Regions from separate parts of the Homo sapiens genome. Here region 2 is linked to region 1. A link is an interaction called in ENCODE POLR2A ChIA-PET data of the cell type or tissue named here. Cell type or tissue: B cell. All regions are shown on one strand. Each heading gives the region's core, and the rest is flanking DNA. Links, peaks and the distances in the headings are about the cores only.

Region 1 (4,403 bases), core at 225-4,224:
GTCTAAAATTTCATTCATTCTGAGATAAGCATTTCTTTTCACATTTACATCTCTGAAAGTCGGATGTTTTATAATTGGCTTTTTGTGGTTTAATTGGCAGAATGTTTTCTTAGAGGAACATAAAATGACATTTCTTACAGTTAATGGCATCTTATTTTGATGAAATGTGGAATACATTTTATTTGTAATCATAGTTTATGTACATTTTTGTGTTCTATTTCAACCAGCATGCATCCATTTTCCAATGTTATAAAAGTTCCTCAAAAACCTTTTAGAGGCTGTGTACTTCCTTGTATAAATATAGCACAGTATATTTAATATTTAATTGTTTTTGAATAGTTTATCCCCTGCTTTTTTGCCTGTCTCCAGTTCTACAGTGAAAATTTTTGTACATAAATTTTTATCTAGTTACAGCTTCATTTTTCAGCCTGGGTTCCTAGAAGTGAGATTACTGAATCAAGACAATGATAATTTTATTATTTTTGGTGTATAATACCAAGTGGCTTTTCCAGTAGGTTATCTGCCAGTTTACAAAGAGCACAGGTTTTCAGAAACTGTAGTGCTCAACAGAGAAGCCGTCTCTTGGTGTCCCCCAAAGGAGATGCTCACACCATCCTAAAGGGCCAGTTCCTCTTCTTTGCCTCTTCACATCTAACATTCAATTTCAGCAAAAAGTGGATGACTGTGAGCGGTGCCGGGAATTTTTCAACAAAGAAGGGCGTGTAAAAGGCATAAGCTCAACCAAGGAGGTTTTAGATGAGGACACGGATGAAGAGAAAGAGACGCTCAAGAACCAGCTGAGAGAAATGGAGCTAGAACTGGCACAGACCAAACTCCAGCTGGTGGAGGCCGAGTGTAAGATACAGGTAACAGCAGCAGAGCTCAGACATGTGCCTGCGGGCTGGGTTTCCTGATGTGCACTAGAGACCCCAGAAATTATCTTTATGGTTTGGGGTTTTTCCACACCTTTTAAACTTTGGTCACAGTTGTCATGAGAAGAAATATAGGACTTGTTACTGGCCAGTGGATGTCTCATCAGTATTTGGCCTGTCTTGAGGATTTCCGCTGTCATATTGAGAATAATACACAAAAGCTTGGAATCTTTTGATGGGATGAGAAGACAGTGCTTTAGAAACACAGCTCTACCACTGAACTGTTTGACCTTGGGTTAGTAACCTCCCTACATCTCAGGTTCCTTATCTACAAATGGAAATGATGAGAGTCCCTATCTGATAGGTTGGTTTGAGGACTAAGTAAGATAGTGTGCACAAATGGCTTGGCAGAATGTCGGGGGCTTTATAAATGCAAGCTTTTGTTCTTCCAGTTCCCACCACTTAACTAGCTTTGTGACTGTTAATATACTACCTATCTGAGCCTCCTTTCCTGATAAAGAAGTTAGGGCTTGTTTTGGTCATCTTAATACACATTGCTAGGTCCACCAGCACCACTAAACCCTAAGCACTGTTTATGGAGGGAACAAGTTCAGGATAAAAGCTTTAGGGCTGATTCTCCCTCATGGCACACATTCACTGGGCATCTGCTCTTTGGCAGGCCCTGTTATAGGTCTGGGACTGCAAAGCTAAGGCCTGGTAGTGTGACTACCCGGAATAATCAGGAAAGGCATCACCAAGGCAGCAGTAGCTGTGCTGTGATCAAAGAATGCACAGGGCTTGTAGCTACAGGAGAGAGAGAACAGTGGCAATTCCAGGCAGAGGGAGTGGCATGTTCAGCAGCACAAGGAGGAGAGTGGCTGCCCAGGAAGGACCCTCAGGAGTTCTTTCCTTGCAGTAGGGGATGGAGGTGGTGCTAAGGCTGGAAGAGAGTGTGTGGATCCAGATTGCGAAGCATTTCAAATGCCATGCTAGGGAGTTTAAAGATTTTTGCCAAAATGAAATGATGTCACCAGAAATAGAGCATTACCTGTCTGCCTGGTGTGCATTAGGTGGACAGAAGAGGGAGACATAGCAAGTAGAAGACTGTTTTAATAAATAGACCAGGCAAGAAATTAGATCTTAACTAAAAGCTCCCAAATCTTTAGGCATTTCAGGCATTTCTATGCCAGTTGGAGACTGGGGGAATTCCCCGAGGCCTCTCCAGAGTAAATAGACTGCATTCTTGTCTTGGTTCTCCTCTGGGGAGCCAGTGTCATTGACACCAAGCCCAGCATCCTCATGCACACTGTTCCTCTTGCAGGACTTGGAACACCATTTAGGGCTTGCCCTCAATGAGGTGCAGGCAGCCAAGAAGACGTGGTTTAACCGAACACTGAGCTCCATAAAGACAGCAACCGGGGTTCAAGGGAAAGAGACTTGCTGAGAGCAGCTGCCGCCTCCCGACACCTTCAGAAAACACGACACCTTTTGTTGCCTTCTTTGGCCAGATGTGTGATTCTGTGACTTGTCCCAGGACCAGAATGTACCTAAGTCAGATCCATAGACGCATGTTGGTAGGTCACTGGACCAGAGCTTGTGAAGCAGGCAACCTCTGGGGTAAGACTACTGATACTAACAGGCCTGCTAGCTCAGCCGACGCTCTGGACACTCTAGAAATCACTCCTCAGTGTGACCTCCCAGGCCTCTTCCCCGTGTACGTCAACACCTCACCCAGCCTAAAGGCTGAGTTTACATGATCAGAGTTAGGGGATCCTTCAGTCTGTTGATTTTTTTTCTAAACCTTTTTTTTTTAATATACATATATATATATATATATATATATATATATATATATATATATATATATAGTGGGGGTGGGGCAAGGGATCAGAAATTCAAATAATTCTTTTCTGCTTCAATGCCAGCAGAAGGTCCCCCAGGTAGACATGGAGAAGCACTTTGTTTTAAATAGGAGGGTTTCATAGTTGCATCTGAAGCCACCTGGTTCTGTTAAACTGTATGGTGCAGGTTTTGGGTTTGGCATTATTCATGTTTCTGATCAATTCTATGCAACTCTCATAGTTCCTGTTACTTTTTAGCATTAGCTGCCAAATGACTTCAAAAGGCTGGGGTGGGTGACTTGACTGTGAGACTGGATTATAACATGGACAAATCTTATTTTGCTTAATGTGTTTGTGTGTGTGTGTGTGTGTGTGTGTGTGTGTGTATGTATATATATATATAAATATCTTTCCCAATATGCCCCGTTGACAGTGTTTAAATTCCAGACTAGGACTGCTGATCTGCACAATTTAATTATGTGGTTATTCGAGCACTTAATTTCACTCAAGGTTCATTGGGCTCTGCTCTCCTCCCTGCCATTACGGGAGCTGTGGACAGAGCTCCCTCACTTCAAGATTCCTAGTGTTTTTGCACAACAGGTTGTCCAAGTGAGAAAGACTGAGTTGCGTGTCTGTAAATGTCTGCGCAGGGTGCACATGCTGCGAGGTCTCCATCCTCCGGGCCTGTCCCTCCCAGATGGGCTGGGCCTTTGGGCCCTCCTCAGAGTATGCCTGGGTACAAACCTCACTGTTCAGATGGGCTGTAAGTTCTCACTTCAAAGCTATGGAATGGATTTTAGCACCTTTAAAAAAAAAAAAAACTTTGACTTTTAATTTATATAGTGATATGCTGACAGGCTGACACGCAGATGGTTTTGTCCTCTTTTCTGCGTTCAGTGTTGAGGCGGCTGCTTACAAGAGGCACTGGTTTTGTATATAAAGACACTCGGGTTGTTTTGTAGCTCTTTTTCTTATTGGCTGTACTAACGCTTGCTGAGGTTATCTGTAATAAGGGAGGTAACAAGTGGCAACCCCCTCCCCACCAACCATCCCCTTTGCTGCTTTCTGTGTCTTTCTTGTTCAGTTACCAAAATAGCTGTAAGCCTATCTAATGCTAGGTGTGTGGACATTGTGCTAAGGTAGTTTCAGTGTGTCAACTTTATGAATTGAAATATAAACCAGTAAAATTGTATTACTGTTTCTTTTGTTGGTTTTATTTTAACAGCATATTGATTAAATATTTTGGTACAAACAAACAGCATTGCTTTGTAAAAACCAGTTTTGTCATCACCTACTCCTGTCGCCTCCCCTTCTTCCCTCATCCCCTGCGCACAGAAGCAGTCAGAGAAGACCACTGTGTGTGCTGTAAGAGAGGCATGTGTGAGCGCGAGGCAGCCCCTCACCCACCTGTTGAGACGTATGGAGTGGTAGGGTGTGGCAGGCCACATGGGGCAAGATGACGACGTTGATGCCTCTGTGTTTGTTTATGATGAACATTGCCCCTCTGAGAAATAACATGCTGTAGTAGCAGGGATGAGGGACACTTGGTGTTTTTGAGGCTTAAGGAAGCCTTACAGGAGGTAAGGGTCAAATTAGACCTTCAAAGGCAAAAGCATCTCACCAGGCAGAGATGGAAGAGGGAATTCCAGGGCCAAAGTGTGCATGTGCAGGGGAAACAGCTGAAGAGTAG
Region 2 (4,403 bases), core at 196-4,195, 150 kb before region 1:
AATGTAAACAGATGCATATTCTAAGTGGAATAGATTCATTTTCTTTATTGTAGATGAGAAGGAACTATATTGACTAATTTCCTAAAAAGAGGAAAAGTCTTTGACTAACCCTGCGTTGCTTAAAAATACTCATATTTTTACATTTATTAAATGCTAATGTAAATTATACTGTAGAAATCTGAACAGTTTTTAAAATCTGTACTAGCAAGTCAGGAATATAATCTGACCTTGTGAATGAGTAGTACATTAACATTAAGCTGACTTTCCCTGTGTTCCCAGGGATAGCTTCTATTGTGGACGTGGAATCCAAATAACAATTTAAATATTTAGTTTCACAGATATTGTGTTGAAATGGCATTAAGCCAGCATATGTAGAGTTCTGGAAAAAATTAAAGTGTGTTTCCTGAAATATCCATGGGAACATGAGAAAACCATTGGCAAGATTTTTTTCAGGTGTCAGCATTATCACACTCATAATTAACAGAGTTAAATGAACTCTGTTTTATGCACATTTCATCCCTACTTGTTACCTCTTGTACCTTTCATTAGAAGTATGAAGTATCAAGATATAGTGGGGAGAGTATGAACTTTGGGGTGAGAAAGACATGGATATCCCAAGTCTCTGAGAAGGAGTGATTAAGTAGCTTATCCTCAGAAACTCCATTTTTAAACATGGAGCTACTTACATCTACCTCATGGAACTGTAATGGAAAACACCTGATATCCCCCCTAAAGACCCTATAAAGTTATAATTATTTTGAAACTTACTTTTATTGAAGGATAAATGTGGCATACATACATTGAAATATTATTCAGCCTTAGGGAAATTGTGACACATGCTACAATATGAATAAACCTTGAAGACTTATACTAAATGAAATAAACCAGTTATGAAATGATAAATATTGTGTAATTCCACTGCTTATATGATACACCTAGAGTAGTCAATTTCTTAGAGATGGAAAGTAGAATAGTGGTTTTTGGAGGAGGAAGAGAATAGGGAATTAGTGTTAATGGGCACAGAGTTAAGAAAGGAAATGTTCCAAGGATAGATGATGGTGATGGTTGCATGACAATGTAAATGTATTTAATGACACAAAATTGTACACTTCCGTGGCTAAGATGGTAATGTTTGTGTTATTACTTAATCACAATGCAAAAAGATTACAACTTATAAAAAAGATGTTTTAAAGTTTTATTTTGTTTTACAATTTCCTGTATTTGTTTAATTCCGATATCTTTTTTAGTTAATGTAGAATTGAACTAAAAGTGATTTAATAGTTTAAAGAAGTAAATTGTCACAGTTACGGTAGGCTCAAATTTGCCTAAGCGTGAGTTTTAGATAAGCTAGTTTTTCTTGCCTTTAAGTGCAGGTAGGCCCAAGATGATTGTTTTGATTCTTTTGGTTTTGGTTTTGGTTTTTTAACGTAACCTGAAATTAATCAGAAAGCTTAAATTATTATGATTCTCTTAGCTCACTAAAATAATTCAAAGAAATAGTCTCAAAATTCAGAGTCAGAATGAAAACAAAGACATCTATTGTTTAGCAGTTAGTAGTGGTGGAAAGGAATTTATTTTTATAAAGAAGGGATGGTGTTCCATTGAGTTTTGTTTGATTTGTCCCACCCTTTCCAGGGATAGGCTGTGTGAAATTCATGTGAAAACCAGTGCAGTGAAACAAAGTTCAGAGCCAGGAAAACACACACACACACACACACACACACACACACACACACACAAACTGAAACTAATGCAATGTGATTTTTTATAGCTTCTTTGTACCCTGCTTGTTTAATTTTAAAGAGCTACAAACCCACAGGAATTATCCTGCTACAGCATCTTTCAGACTTGATTCTTTTGTTGCATCCTGTCTTGTTCTTTTTCTAAACAGAGAGTAAACTCACCAGATTTGTGTTTTAGAAGGGTACAACTGGGAGCAGCATAGAGGATGGATTGGAATTGGGAGAGGATGGAGATAGGGACATCGAGAGGGAGAGAGATGCAATCCAGAAAAGAACAGAGACACCTAGATACTTGGGTTTGGATCAAGTTCCACAATTTTCTCTCTGAACTTAAGCGAGTTACTCAGCCTGCCCAAGCCTTAGTTTGTCTGTCATATGAACTTAATACCCATCTGGCAAGGTGTGAAGATTAGTAATAATGCAAGTAAAACTTGTTCGTACCATGTTGGGCATATAATTGACACTCAAGAAGTAATAAGTATTGTTTTCTCTTTTGATTTAGCAAGATGATTTAGTCATCTTGCTTAAGATTCCCTAAAGCTGTACCCATTTTTTCACTGGTTGAGCAACAAAAATGATGGGGATTGGGAGGGAAGTGGTTAGTGTTTGGTCCAAAGGGAACCCAAGGTATATTTTTTGTGACTGTGTTAACTGTTTTTTGATCATGACAGTTGGGGATTTGATGAAGAGTTTAGTCTTCATCCATGTCCACATCCCCAGTACATGCATGTAGAGTAGCATGTTTGTCATTTGTTTTCCTCATATTACTTAGACCCTACTAGTTAAACAGCCATGAAGTATATTCAACCAACCAAATTTATTGAACACTGCCCGTAAGTAAGGAAATGAAATTACTACGAGTAAAACATAAGACCCCTGTCCACAAGTAGTTTGGGGGACTCTTTGTGCCCGTTATACTCCCAGCATTTGACATGGTGGTTTATACTCAGTAATTGCTTCTGGAATGAATGGATTGATCAATATAGCGGAGTAGAAAAGAAGCGTTGGGCTAGGTGCGGTGGCTCACGCTTGTAATCCCAGCACTTGGGGAGGCTGAGGCAGGTGGATCATTTGAGGTCAGGAGTTTGAGACCAGCTTGGTCAACATGGTGAAACTTCATCTCTACTAAAAATACAAAAATTACGGCTGGCTGCGGTGGCTCACACCTGTAATCCCAGCACTTTGGGAGGCCTAGGTGGGTGGATTACCCGAGGTCAGGAGTTTGAGACCAGCCTGGCCAACATGGCGAAACCCCGTCTGTGCTAAAAATATAAAAATTAGCCAGGCGTGGTGGCGGGCACCTGTAATTCCCAGCTACTTGGGAGCCTGAGGCAGGAAAATCGCTTGAACCTGGGAGGCGGAGGTTACAGTGAGCTGAGATCATGCCATTGCACTCCAACCTGGGCAACAAGAGTGAAACTCCATCTCAAAAACAACAATAACAAAACAAAAACAAAAATTAGCTGGGCGTGGTGGTGCATGCCTGTAATCCCAGCTATTCAGGAGGCTGAGGCAGGAGAATCGCTTGAACTCTGGAGGCAGAGGTTGCAGTGAGCCAAGATCATACCACTGCATCCAGCCTGGGTGACAAAGCAAGACTCTGTCTCAAAAAAAAAAAAAAAAAAGGAAAAAAAAAAAGTGTTGATATTATTTTACTGTGTGGTAAATGCTATAATTCTGTGATGAACTAAAAAACAAAAAGCCTGAGGAGCCCTAGAAGACAATAACACTGCAGAAGGGAAAGGGGGAGGTTGAATACTTGATTGTATCCACTAGGTTGCTGTTGGTGGAGAAAGGCTGATTGCGGAAACAAAAACACATTCCCAGCTGAGCAAGCAGCATATGAAAAGGCTTGAAAGCATTAAAATGCATGACATATTTGTGTATATAGTATGGTGTGACAGAAGAAGATAAGACTAGAATGGAAATTGGCTCCAGATTTTGAAGAACTAAATAATACAAGGATTTTGGATTTTATTGTATTTTCAGTCAGGAGCAATAAATAGTTTTGAGGAAAGGGGAGGTATGGGATATATGATCAGATCTAAGTTTTAGAAATTAACTTTGGGGGCTAAATAATCAATGACTAGGAAGAGTCTAGAATGAAACACTTGTTATAGCCAGGTTGAAAGAGAATAAAATACAAGTCAATGACATGAGGGATAGTGAAGAAGGAATATATTTGGGATATGTTTTAGAACTAAAATCCATTATTCCAAGGGAGGGTGAGAAAAGGAGGAGTCAAGATTTGTTTTGGTTTGGTGTCTTTTTTTTCTTTTTCTTTTTCTTTCTTTTTTTTTTTTTTTTTTTTTTGATGTTGTTTTGAATCTGTGGCTGTTAACCAGGATAGAGAATCTAGAAAGAAGAATCTGCTGACGCGTGGGGATTAAATGGTTTAGTTTTGCAAGGAATTGGTTTTGAGATGACCATAGGACGCATATAGTAGAGCCCTGCTGTGTATTCTCATAACACCCTTTACACACCTCTGTTATAACAAGCACTATATTATAATTACCTGTTTACTGGTCTGTTTTCTCTACCACTGTAAGCCTGTCAAAGGTAAGGAGTGTCTTTTATTCCTCACCATAATTCTATACCTGGTGTCTGGCACATATCAGACTCTTTGATACTGAATAGAAGAAAAAGAAAATATAACACAAA

Evidence for each region. ChIA-PET counts read pairs that join two places held together with the same protein. Peaks named below come from ENCODE experiments on the same cell type or tissue, not always from the same donor. Only the 100,000 strongest peaks of a DNase experiment are listed, where the experiment ranks them.
Region 2: POLR2A ChIA-PET joins it to region 1 with 9 read pairs; 4 of 35 experiments call an interaction of 5 or more read pairs at or near these places.

What each region holds. Positions count from the first base shown.
Region 1 is chr9:123,100,898-123,105,300 of GRCh38, forward strand. RABGAP1 (RAB GTPase activating protein 1) reads left to right here. Exons shown (of 26, transcript NM_012197.4): 25 at 669-866; 26 at 2,194-3,969. The coding sequence ends at 2,316. Among named protein-coding and RNA genes, the nearest start is that of MIR600, 8.5 kb to the right of the region's middle. RefSeq lists a silencer at 1,673-1,967. In B cell, for the core only: a CTCF peak has its summit at 1,911 (motif pointing right); a DNase peak (open chromatin) is centred at 1,987; H3K27ac peaks cover 2,962 bases.
Region 2 is chr9:122,946,345-122,950,747 of GRCh38, forward strand. The region is part of intron 1 of RABGAP1 (RAB GTPase activating protein 1); the gene reads left to right. Among named protein-coding and RNA genes, the nearest start is that of RABGAP1, 7.5 kb to the left of the region's middle. In B cell, for the core only: no CTCF peak of the experiment used is centred there; no DNase peak of the experiment used is centred there.